Regions from separate parts of the Homo sapiens genome. Here region 1 is linked to region 2. Evidence: read pairs that join two places in POLR2A ChIA-PET (ENCODE). Cell type or tissue: Panc1. All regions are shown on one strand. Links, peaks and the distances in the headings refer to the core of each region. The heading gives the core; the rest is flanking DNA.

Region 1 (5,378 bases), core at 187-5,186, 78 kb after region 2:
GGTCTCGAACTCCTGACCTCAAGTGATCCACTCGCCTTGGCCTCCCAAAGTGCTGGGATTACAGGCGTGAGCCACTGCACCTGGCCTTTTTTTTTTTTTTTTTTTGAGACAGAGTCTCACTCTGTCACCCAGGCTGGAGCATGATCTCGGCTCACTACAACCTTCCCCTCCCGGGTTCAAGTGATTCTTGTGCCTCAGCCTCCTGTGTAGCTGGGATTACAGTGCACACCAACACGCCCAGCTAATTTTTTGTATTTTTAGTAGAGATGAGGTTTCGTCATGTTGCCCAGGCTGGTCTCAAACTCCTGAGCTCAGGCAATCCACCCACTTCAGCCTCCCAAAGTGCTAGGATTACAGGCGTAAGCCACTGCCCCAGGCCATCTTGAGCAATTTTGATGTGCCAGGTCTTGTGCTATGCGTTGGGCATAGTATATAATTTTCCCAATAATGCTGTAGCTCAGCAGTCCCCAACCTTTTTGGCACCAGGGACTGGTTTTGTGTAAGACAGTTTTTCCACCGGCTGGGGTAGGGGTAACAGGGGGAGGGGGATGGTTTCAGGATGAAACTGTCAACTATAAATCATCAGGCATTAGATTTTCATAAGGAGCACGCAACCTAGATCCCTCACATGCACGGTTCACAATAGGGTTCGTGTTCCTACGAGAATCTAATGCTGCCGCTGATCTGACAGGAGGTGGAACTCAGGCAGTAATGCTCACTCAAGACAGGGTTTCACCATGTTGGCCAGGCTGGTCTCAAACTCCTGACCTCAAGGGATCCGCCCGTCTCGGCCTCCCAAAGTGCTGGAATTACAGGCGTAAGCCACCGCACCCGGCCAGCAAAATTTTATTGGAAACTCAAACAACTATTGCCTGGGCTCTTGGAATTCTCACTATTCTGAGGTAAAGCTACAAGCCATGTGTTTGATTTGGATACATCTGGGATTTTCAAGTTCTGGGATTTTTTTTTTCACCCTAAGTTGATTAACAAAGATGGACTAATAGAAGTCAACCTCAGGTTCGCTCTTTAAACCGAGATCAAAACCTAAACAGCCAGTTCTCTGCTGCCTCGTCCTGGTTTCCTTTAATTGTCAAGAATTAAAAGGTGTAGAAGGCATTTCTTCAGAGAGAGAAGGGGAGAGGGAGAGAGAGAGGAAATGAAAGTCAAGCTACTGTGAAACCTAAAGTTCCATGAAGTTAAAAAAAAAAAGTCCCTAACCAAATAGTCTAGTTCTCTATCACTCAGAATCTCAATCACTTTGTAAGTCTCACCCAGGTAAGTGTCCAGACATGACCATGGAGGGAAGAATAAGCAGGAATTTGTCTGCTTCTGCTTTCTGGTAGTACTTTTTTTTTTTTTCAAGACGGAGTCTCGCTGTGTCGCCCAGGCTGGAGTGCAGTAAACTGATCTCAGCTCACTGCAAGCTCCACCTCCCGGGTTCACGCCATTCTCCTGCCTCAGCCTCCCGAGTAGCTGGGACTGCAGGCGCCTGCCACCACACTCAGCTAATTTTTTGTATTTTCGGTAGAGACGGGGTTTCACCGTGTTAGCCAGGATGGTCTCAATCTCCTGACCTCGTGATCCACCCACCTCAGCCTCCCAAAGTGCTGGGATTACAGGCGTGAGCCACCGCGCCCGGCCGCTAGACAGTACTTTCAAAACAATTTTTGCATTTCCATGGTAACTCCAAATCCCTCATCCTTGTCTTACTCCATTATGGGTCCTGATACACATCCAGTAACCTTCCTGAAAGGTATGGTTGAGAGAAATAGGATGAGTGAGAAGATTGGAAAGGGGAGGCAATGCAGACCTAGAAAACCACTGAGTAATTATAAATTAACATTTTCAACATATGACATAGGGCAATGACAGGGAAAACAGTTCCCATATATTATATTGTATGGAGGAAATTTGCTTCTACTTCCCTTTCTTCTCATCCCTTTTTTCCTTTATCACCTTTTACAGCTTTTTTTTTTTTTTTTTTAGACGGAGTCTTGCTCTGTCGCCCATGCTGTAGTGCAGTGGCGCGATCTCAGCTCACTGCAAGCTCCACCTCTCAGGTTCACGCCATTCTGCTGCCTCATCCTCCCAAGTAGCTGGGACAACAGGTGCCCACCACCACGCCCGGCTAATTTTTTTTGTATTTTTAGTAGAGACAGGGTTTCACCGTGTTAGCCAGGATGGTCTCAATCTCCTAACCTCGTGATCCGCCCACCTTGGCCTCTCGAAGTGCTGGGATTATAGGCGTGAGCCAACACGCCCGGCCTACAGCTTTTTTTGTTTCTTTTTATTGGATTTACATTTTTTCAATATGTTCTTTGTCTCACTGGTCCTCCTTTTCATTTTTCTTTCCACTGCTTATTACATTGTAGATATTTATATTTAAAAAGTTGCCACACTGCACTTTTTGTTCTGTGTCTTGAATAAAAATGGGGCAAGAGGAGAAGTTTAAGATATAAGAAATTTGTGTTAGGTTCATTTTCTGCCTCTGTAGAGAAATAGTGCCTTCTAGTGTTTGCAACAATCTGTGGGGTTTTCTTTTTGTTTTGTTTTATTTTGTTTGTTTTTGTTTTTTTGTTTTTTCCAGACGGAGTTTTGCTCTTGTCGCCCAGGCTAGAGTTCAGTGGTGCTATCTGGGCTCACCTCAACCTCTGCCCCCGGGTTCAAGCAATTCTCCTGCCTCAGCCTCCCTAGTAGCTGGGATTACAGGTGCCTGCCACCATGCCCATCTGATTTTTGTATTTTTAGTAGTAGAGACGGGGTTTCACCATGTTGGCCAGGCTGGTCTCGAACTCCTGACCTTATGTGATCTGCCCGCCTCAGCCTCCCAAAGTGCTAGGATTACAGGCATGAGCCAGCCACCATACCAGGCTATTGCAATAACATTTGTATTTGCACCATTTCAGTTCATCTGAAAAGTAAAATAATATTTTTTAGAAAAAAAGTTTTATGCTTTTTGAAGTTCTCCTGCCATATTTATTAAATATATGCATACCATTATTATCTCCATTTTAGAGATAAAAAGCTAGAATCATAAAACATTTATTTAGGGGCTGGGCACAGTGTCTCACTTCTGTAATCCCAGCATTTTGGGAGGCCAAGGCAGGAAGATCACTTGAGCTCAGGATTTCGAGACCAGCCTGGGCAACATAGGGAGATACTATCTCTACAAAAACATTAAAACATCAGCTGAGTGTGGTGGCACACACAGTCTCAGCTGCTCAGGAGGCTAAGGTGGGAAGATTGCTTGAACCCAGGAGTTTGAGGCTAAAATGAGCCATGATCGTGCCACCACACTCCAGCCTGGGCAACAGAGAGAGACCATGTCTTAATCAAAAAACAAATTTATTTATTAGTGAGTTGATGATAGCACTTAAACCAAACATATGAAAGGGTTTAAAAAATGTGGCCGGGCACAGTGGCTCACGCCTGTAATCCCAGCACTTTGGGAGGCCAAGGCAGGCAGATCACCTGAGGTCAAGAGTTCGAGACCACCCTGGCCAACATGGAGAAACCCCATTTCTACTAAAAATACAAAAATTAGACAGGCATGTTGGTGTGTGCCTGTAATCCCAGCAACTTGGGAGGCTGAGGCACGAGAATCGCTGGAACCTGGGAGACGGAGGTTGCAGTGAGCCGGGATTGCACTACTGCACTCCAGCCTGAGAGACAGAGCAAGACTCTGTCTCATTAAAAAAAAAAAAAGATGCGTTTCTTGTAAAACATTCCCCACTCAGCTGCCATCAGTCATCAAATGGTGAGAAGACAGATCACAAAAATATGATTCATAATAATGCCAAACCCACGAAGATGATGCCACAGAAAGAGAATTGCAAAAGCTGATTGTTGGAGGACAGTTGCATGAACAAGAAATGTTATGGGAGGGTTGCTCAAACTCTAATCTCTCAAGGTAACCCTTTTAGGAGTGATTGAAGATATGTCTTCTTTGGTTCTGCTGCTCCTGAGTCACCTTTATTTCTCCTAGAACTGTCATGTTTCTCTGGAAAAGAACCACGCTCTCAGAGAAGCAGACATATTCCTTAAGAGATTTACCAGATGTGAGAATTTAGTTGTAGCCCTGTATTTCCCAGCTTCCTGTGGGTTTGTATAAGCATTCCCTGAAATGGATTCTCACTTGTTGACTATCATGAAAATGTGAGAAGAGGTATGTGTGTGTTTATATCCATAATATTAGGCAGGGTTCTCCAGAGAAAAACAACTAATAGGGTGTGTATATACATGTATATATATGCATACAGATATATAAAGAGATTTATTATAAGGAATTAGTTCATGTGATTGTGGAGGGTGACAAGTTTCATGATCTGCAGGATGAGGTGGCAAGCTGAAGAGCTGATGGTGTAGTTCCAGTCAGAGTCTGAAGGCCTGGGAACCAGGACAGCAATGTTTCAGTTTGAATCTAAAGGGAAGAAAAATTATCTTGTATTTGAGATAGTTTTTTTGGTGAATTTTTTTGTTCTGTTCAGGCCTTCAACTGATTGGATGAGACCCACCCACATTAGGGAAGGCAATCTGCTTTACTCAGCCTGCAGATTCAAATATTAATTTCGTGTGTGTGTGTGTGTGTTTGTGACGGAGTCTTGCTCTGTCGCCCAGGCTAGAGTACAGTGGCACGATCTCGGCTCACTGCAACCTCTACCTCCCCAGTTCAAGTGATTCTCCTGCCTCAACCTCCCGAGTAGCTGTGATTACAGGCGCCCACTACCGCACCCGGCTAATTTTTGTATTTTTAGTAGAGACAGGGTTTCACCGTGTTGGCCAGGCTGGTCTGGAACTCCTCACCCCGTGATCCACCCGCTTGGCCTCCCAAAGTGCTGGAATTACAGGCGTGAGCCACCACACCCAGTCTGTTTTTTTTTGTTTTTTGTTTGTTTGTTTGTTTGTTTGTTTTTTAAGAGACAGAGTCTTGCTCTGTCACCCAGGCCAGAGTGGTGCAGTCGTATGATCCTTGCTCACTGCAGCTTTGAACTCCTGGGCTGAAGCCATCCTCTGCTTCAGCCTCCTAAATAGCTGGGACTACAGCCCGTGCCACCATGTCCAGCTAATTTTTTTTTAGGGAGACAGGATCTTGCTGTGTTGCCCAGGCTGGTCTCAAACTCCTGGTCTTAAGTGATCCTCTCACCTCAGCCACCCAAGGCACTGGGATTACAGGCATAACCCACCTCACCCAGCCCTCAAATGTGCCTAGAAACACTTTCACAGACACACTGAGAATGTTTTACCAAATATCTGGGCACCCCATGGCATAATCAACTTGATACATAAGATTAACCATAGCCAGGCATGGTAGATCATGCCTGTATTCCCAGGACTTTGGGAGGCCGAGGTGGGCAGATCACCTGAGTTCAGGAGTTCAA
Region 2 (5,378 bases), core at 220-5,219:
TTGAATTCAAACACCTACAATGGGTAAATCGTAGTCTTTTAAAGCATTCAAAAACCATGTGTCCAGTATCCAGTAAAACAGGAGAATTTTAGTTCTGGGAATTTTGTTTGTTTTTTAAGAAACAAGGTCTTCTCTGGTGCCCAGGCTGAAGTGCAGCAGCACAATCATAGCTCACTGCAGCCTACACTTCCCAGGCTCAAGCAATCCTCCCGCCCCAGGCTCCCAAGTAGCTGGTACCACAGGTGTGTGCTACCACACCCAACTTGAGAATCTCACAGTTTTGATGCAACTCTTAAGCAGAGAGGCCTAATTTACAATGTATCTCAATTTTCTCTTGACTTACTTGGAGAAAACATTGGTACCACTGATGTTGATTTTGTCTACTCCAAAGGGAAACAATTTGTAAAAACAACAATTAGAGAAAAACCAAAGATAATACCCACAGTATCTATAGAAATATAGACTTTAAATATCTTCTATATTATAGTAATGTGGGGATGGGTGCCACATGTGGACAGTTTACTGACAGTAGTTGCTGTCCAGGAAACCATTCATGTTAACACTGATGCCAAGAAAGAAGTAAAAGTAGAGTTCGATCTCCCCATCTAAACAAGGATGGTCGTGAAAGTTCTTGAGGTGAGGAAACTTCAAAATAGCAGAGAATGGGCTGGGCACGGTGACTCACGCTTGTAATCCCAGCAATTTGGGAGGTCGAGGCAGGTGGATCGCCTGAGGTCAGGAGTTCGAGACAAGCCTGGCCAAAATGGTGTAACCCTGTCTCTACTAAAAATACAACAATTAGCCAGGCGTGGTGGCGCACACCTGTAATCCCAGCTACTCGGGAGGCTGAGGCAGCAGAATCGCTTGAACCTGGGGAAATGGAGGTTGCAGTGAGCCGAGATCATACCACTGCACTCCAGCCTGGGCAACACAGTGAGACTGTCAAAAAAAAAAAAAAAAGCAGAGACTGCATAATATGAGTAAAGCAGTAATAGAATAATATGAGTAGAATAATATGAAGTAGTTATTTCTTCAGTGGGAGAAGAGGCAGAAGAAAAAGAGATTAAAACACATAAAAGGCCGGGTGCAGTGGCTCATCCCTGTAATCCCAGCATTTTGGGAGGCTGAGGTGGGAAGATCGCTTGAGCTCAGGAGTTTGAGAACAGCCTGGGCAACATGGAAAGACCCCATCTCTACAAAAAAGTTAAAATATTATCTGGATGTGGTGATGTGCACCTGTAATCCCAGCTACTCAGGAGGCTGAGGTGGAAGAACTGCTTGAGCCCAGGATGTCGAGGATGCTGTGAGCTGTGTTTGTGCCACTGCACTCCAGTCTGGACAACACAGTGAGACAGTGCCTCCAAAAAAAAAAAAAAAGAAAAAAAAGAAAAGAAAAAGGCACAAAAAGGGATTAAGAGAATGGAAGACTTGCCACAGAGATATGCTAGGGAAAAGTATAGAATCTAAAATAGTCCAATAGGATATCTAGAAAGCCTATTAGAAAGCCTTGGCAGGCCGGGAACAGGGCTCATGCTTGTAATCCCAGCGCTTTGAAAGGCCGAGGTGGGCAGATCACTTGAGGTCAGGAGTTTGAGACCAACCTGGCCAACATGGTGCAACCCCATTTCTACTAAAAAATACAAAAATTAGCCAAGTGTGGTGGTGCGCACCAGTAGTCCCAGCTGCTTGGGAGGCTGAGGCAGGAGAATCGCTTGAACCCCGGAGGCAGAGGTTGCAGTGAGCCGAGACCATGCCACTGTACTCCAGCCTGGGTGACAGAGTGAGACTCCGTCTCAAAAAAAAAAAAAAAGAAAGAAAGCCTTGGCAGTCATGGGCTTAGGGGGAAATGTAGATCAAAGAAGATTCTAATGACAACAAGTGGACAAATGTAGCTTCCATGAGGAAACTTAGGCTGGGGAAATTCTTCGAAAAAAAATTACAAAGAACAAAAAATCTCTCTCTAGAGTTACTGAAACATACCTAAACAAGAACTTAATTGCTATTCTTTAACATCTGCTCAAGAACCTCATATGTGTTGGAGATGTTCTTCTTTCTCATTCAACAGAGCTGCCAATGAACTGACAAACAGTGAGGTACAAAAATGTGGTTAAAAAATATTTTGTGTGTGGTTTTATTATTATTATTATTTTGAGACAGGGTTTCACTCTGTCACCCGAGCTAGTGTAGTGGCTTGATTACAACTCACCTCAGCCTTGACCTCCCAGGCTGATGTGATCCTCCCACCTCAAGCCTCCTGAGTAGTGGGGACCACAGATGCGTGCCACCAACACCCGGTTTTTAAATTTTTATTTTTGTAGCGACAGTCTCCCTATGCTGTCCAGGCTGTTCTCCAACTTCTAGGCTCAAGGAATCCTCCCACCTTGGCCTCCCAAAGTGCTGGGATTACAGGTATAAACCAACACACCCAGCCAAAAAGTCAGAGGTATCTGGGTTCAAATCTTGTCTCTGTTTCTTTCTTTCTTTTTTTTTTTAGATGGAGTCTCACTCTGTCACCCAGGCGAGGCTGGAGTACAGTGGTGCGATCTTGGCTTACTGCAACCTCTGCCTCCCAGGTTCAAGCAATTCTCCTGCCTCAGCCTCCCAAGTAGCTGGGATTACAGGTGTGTGCCACCAGGCCCAGCTAATTTTTGTATTTTCAGTAGAGACGGGGTTTCACCATGTTGGTCAGGCTGGTCTTGAACTCCTGACCTCATGATCCGCCCACCTCAGCCTCTCAAAGTGCTGGGATTACAGGTGTGAGCTACCGCACCCAGCCCCTGTCTCTGTTTCTAAGGCAAAGTTTCAAACTATGAAAAAGATAAACACAACCTATTATCAACCTTAAATTCACCATGAGGATTAAGTGATATAATTAAATATATAAATAAAATATTAATGTACATAAAGAACTCAGCTCATGGCCCACAGAATTTTTTCACATCATTGCAATATTATAGCTAATATCACGTGCTTAATTAAGAAAGTGTCTTAACAGAACTCTAGTGTTTCCTAATGAGCATAATTTATTGTACATCATCCTAGAACTTATCCTTAATCTTCAATTTGGCCTTTCTGCTTAAGAAGGAAAAAAACCTTTAAAATACCTTAGTCTTTAATATTTTGGATTTTAGTATTATTTATATTGTGCATTTTTCTCTATACTGTCCAACAAAATGTTTTTTAAATATTTTATGCCTAAACATTTTATATTCTCCCTCTAAAATTCAAATGTTTAAGTTCCTTCTCTATTAATGAGCAGATCTGCCTGTTAACAATGGAGTTTTACACAGTTTGTCTCTTCACTTTAACCAGAACCTGAAATCATACTTTTGCTTTTGTTTTTGCAGGCTACTTAATTATCATAACTTCTTAGGATCATCAGAATTAAAAGACACACACACAGATTTCCACTGGTTAACTTTAACTCAGTAGGTGTCTTTTCTTTTTTCGTTTTTTTCCTTTTCTTTTTCTTTTTTTTTTTTTTTGAGACAGGGTCTTGATCTGTCACCCAGGCTGGAGTGCAGTGGTGTGATCTAGGCTCACTGCAACCTCTGCACCCCCACCCACCCCCTACCCCAGCACCAAGCTCAAGTGACGATCCTCAGCCTCCCTCAGCCTCCTGAGCAGCTGGGACCACAGGAGTAGCTCGAACCTCAGGCGCACAACCACCACACCTGGCTGTTTTTGTATTTTTAGTAGAGACGGAGTTTCACCATGTGGCCCAGGTTGGTCTTGAACTCCTGAGCTCAAGGAATCCACACACCTGGGCCTTCCAAAGTGCTGGGATTACAGGCGTGAGCCACCATGCCCAGCAAATGTCTTTTCTTTTTTTTTTTTTTTGAGACTGAGTTTCACTCTTGTTGCCCAGGCTGGAGTGCAATGGCACGATCTCTGCTCACTGCAACCTCCGCCTCCTGGATTCAAGTGATTCTCCTGCCTCAGCCTCCCAAGTGGCTGGGATTGCAGGCATGTGTCACCACAGCCAGCTAGTTTTGTGTTTTTAGAAGAGACAGGGTTTCTCCATGTTGGTCAGGCTGGTCTCAAACTCCCGACCTCAGGTGATCTGCCCGCCTCGGCCTCCCAAAGTGCTGGGATTACAGGAATGAGCCACCGCGCCTGGTCTAGCAAATGTCTTTTCTTAGATAAACTATAACCAACACACTGGAAGAAGAGTACCCTCTGAAACCTAAAGGTTATTATCACTTTGCCTACAGTATCTGTGTTGTCTGGCTTCCCCCATAACTTGTATTTAACTGGATCTTTCCTTTGCAGCAAATAATTCATAAGAGAAAAAAGGGGAAGAAGTGGATTCTTTTTGAATATGAAAGGGTCTTGGCCGGGCACGGTGGCTTATGCCTGTAATCCCAGCACTTTGGGAAGCCGAGGCAGGTGGATCACTTGAGGTCAGAAGTTCCAGACCAGCCTGACCAACATGGTGAAACCCTGTCTCTACTAAAAATACGAAATTAGCTGGGTGTGGTGGTGCACGGCTGTAATCCCAGCTACTTGGGAGGCTGAGGCAGGAGAATCGCTTGAACCCAGGAGGCAGAGGTTGCAGTGAGCCAAGACTGTGCCAATGCACTCCAGCCTGGGCAACAAGAGTGAAACTCCATTTCAAAAAAAAAAAGAAAGGGTCTTATAGAAAAAGACCAGCTATATATTCCAGTTGTACTGGTCCACCAGTAGCTAAATTCTACTTCAGTATTCATTTAAATGGCATTTGTGTTTCACCTTTAATTTTTTATTTTTATTTATTTATTTTTGCAACAGAGTCTCGCTCTTTTCACCCAGGCCGGATTGTGGTGGCAAGATCTCAGCTCACCACAACCTCCGCCTCCCGGGTCCAAAATTCTCGTGCCTCAGCCTCCCAAGTAGCTGGGATTACAGGCACCCACCATCACACCCGGCTAATTTTTATATTTTTAGTAGTTCAGGGTTTTGCCATGTTGGCCAGGCTGGTTTTGAACTCCTGATCTCAGATGTTCCACCCGCCTCAGCCTCCCAAAGTACTGGGATTACACGCGTGAGCCACCGCATCCAGCCGTTTTGTTTTTTTAAGAGACAGGGTGTCACTCTGTTGCCCTGGCTGGTGTGCAGTGGCACAATCATGGCTCACTGCAGCCTCGACCTCCCAGGCTTAAGCAATCCTCCCACCTCAGCTTCCTGAGTTGTTGGGACTATAGGCACATGCCACCACACTGGGCTAATTTTTTATTTTATTTTATTATTTTTAGAGACAAGGTCTCACTGTGTTGCCCAGGCTGGTCTCAAACTCCTGGGCTCAAGCAATCTTCCCACCTCAGACTCCCAAAGTGTTAAGATTACAGGTGTGAGCCAACTTGCCTGGGCTATTATTCTAACTGGTTTTAAGTATTCCG

What was found. ChIA-PET counts read pairs that join two places held together with the same protein. Peaks named below come from ENCODE experiments on the same cell type or tissue, not always from the same donor. Only the 100,000 strongest peaks of a DNase experiment are listed, where the experiment ranks them.
Region 1: POLR2A ChIA-PET joins it to region 2 with 5 read pairs; 4 of 35 experiments call an interaction of 5 or more read pairs at or near these places.

The regions. Positions count from the first base shown.
Region 1 is chr4:39,656,452-39,661,829 of GRCh38, forward strand. SMIM14-DT (SMIM14 divergent transcript) reads left to right here. Exons shown (of 6, transcript NR_183845.1): 5 at 3,986-4,165. Among named protein-coding and RNA genes, the nearest start is that of SMIM14-DT, 20 kb to the left of the region's middle. RefSeq lists a silencer at 1,184-1,384. In Panc1, for the core only: a CTCF peak has its summit at 2,520 (motif pointing left); no DNase peak of the experiment used is centred there; H3K27ac peaks cover 217 bases.
Region 2 is chr4:39,578,049-39,583,426 of GRCh38, forward strand. The region is part of intron 2 of SMIM14 (small integral membrane protein 14); the gene reads right to left. All of the region lies in intron 2 of UGDH-AS1 (UGDH antisense RNA 1), which reads left to right. Among named protein-coding and RNA genes, the nearest start is that of UGDH-AS1, 53 kb to the left of the region's middle. In Panc1, for the core only: no CTCF peak of the experiment used is centred there; no DNase peak of the experiment used is centred there.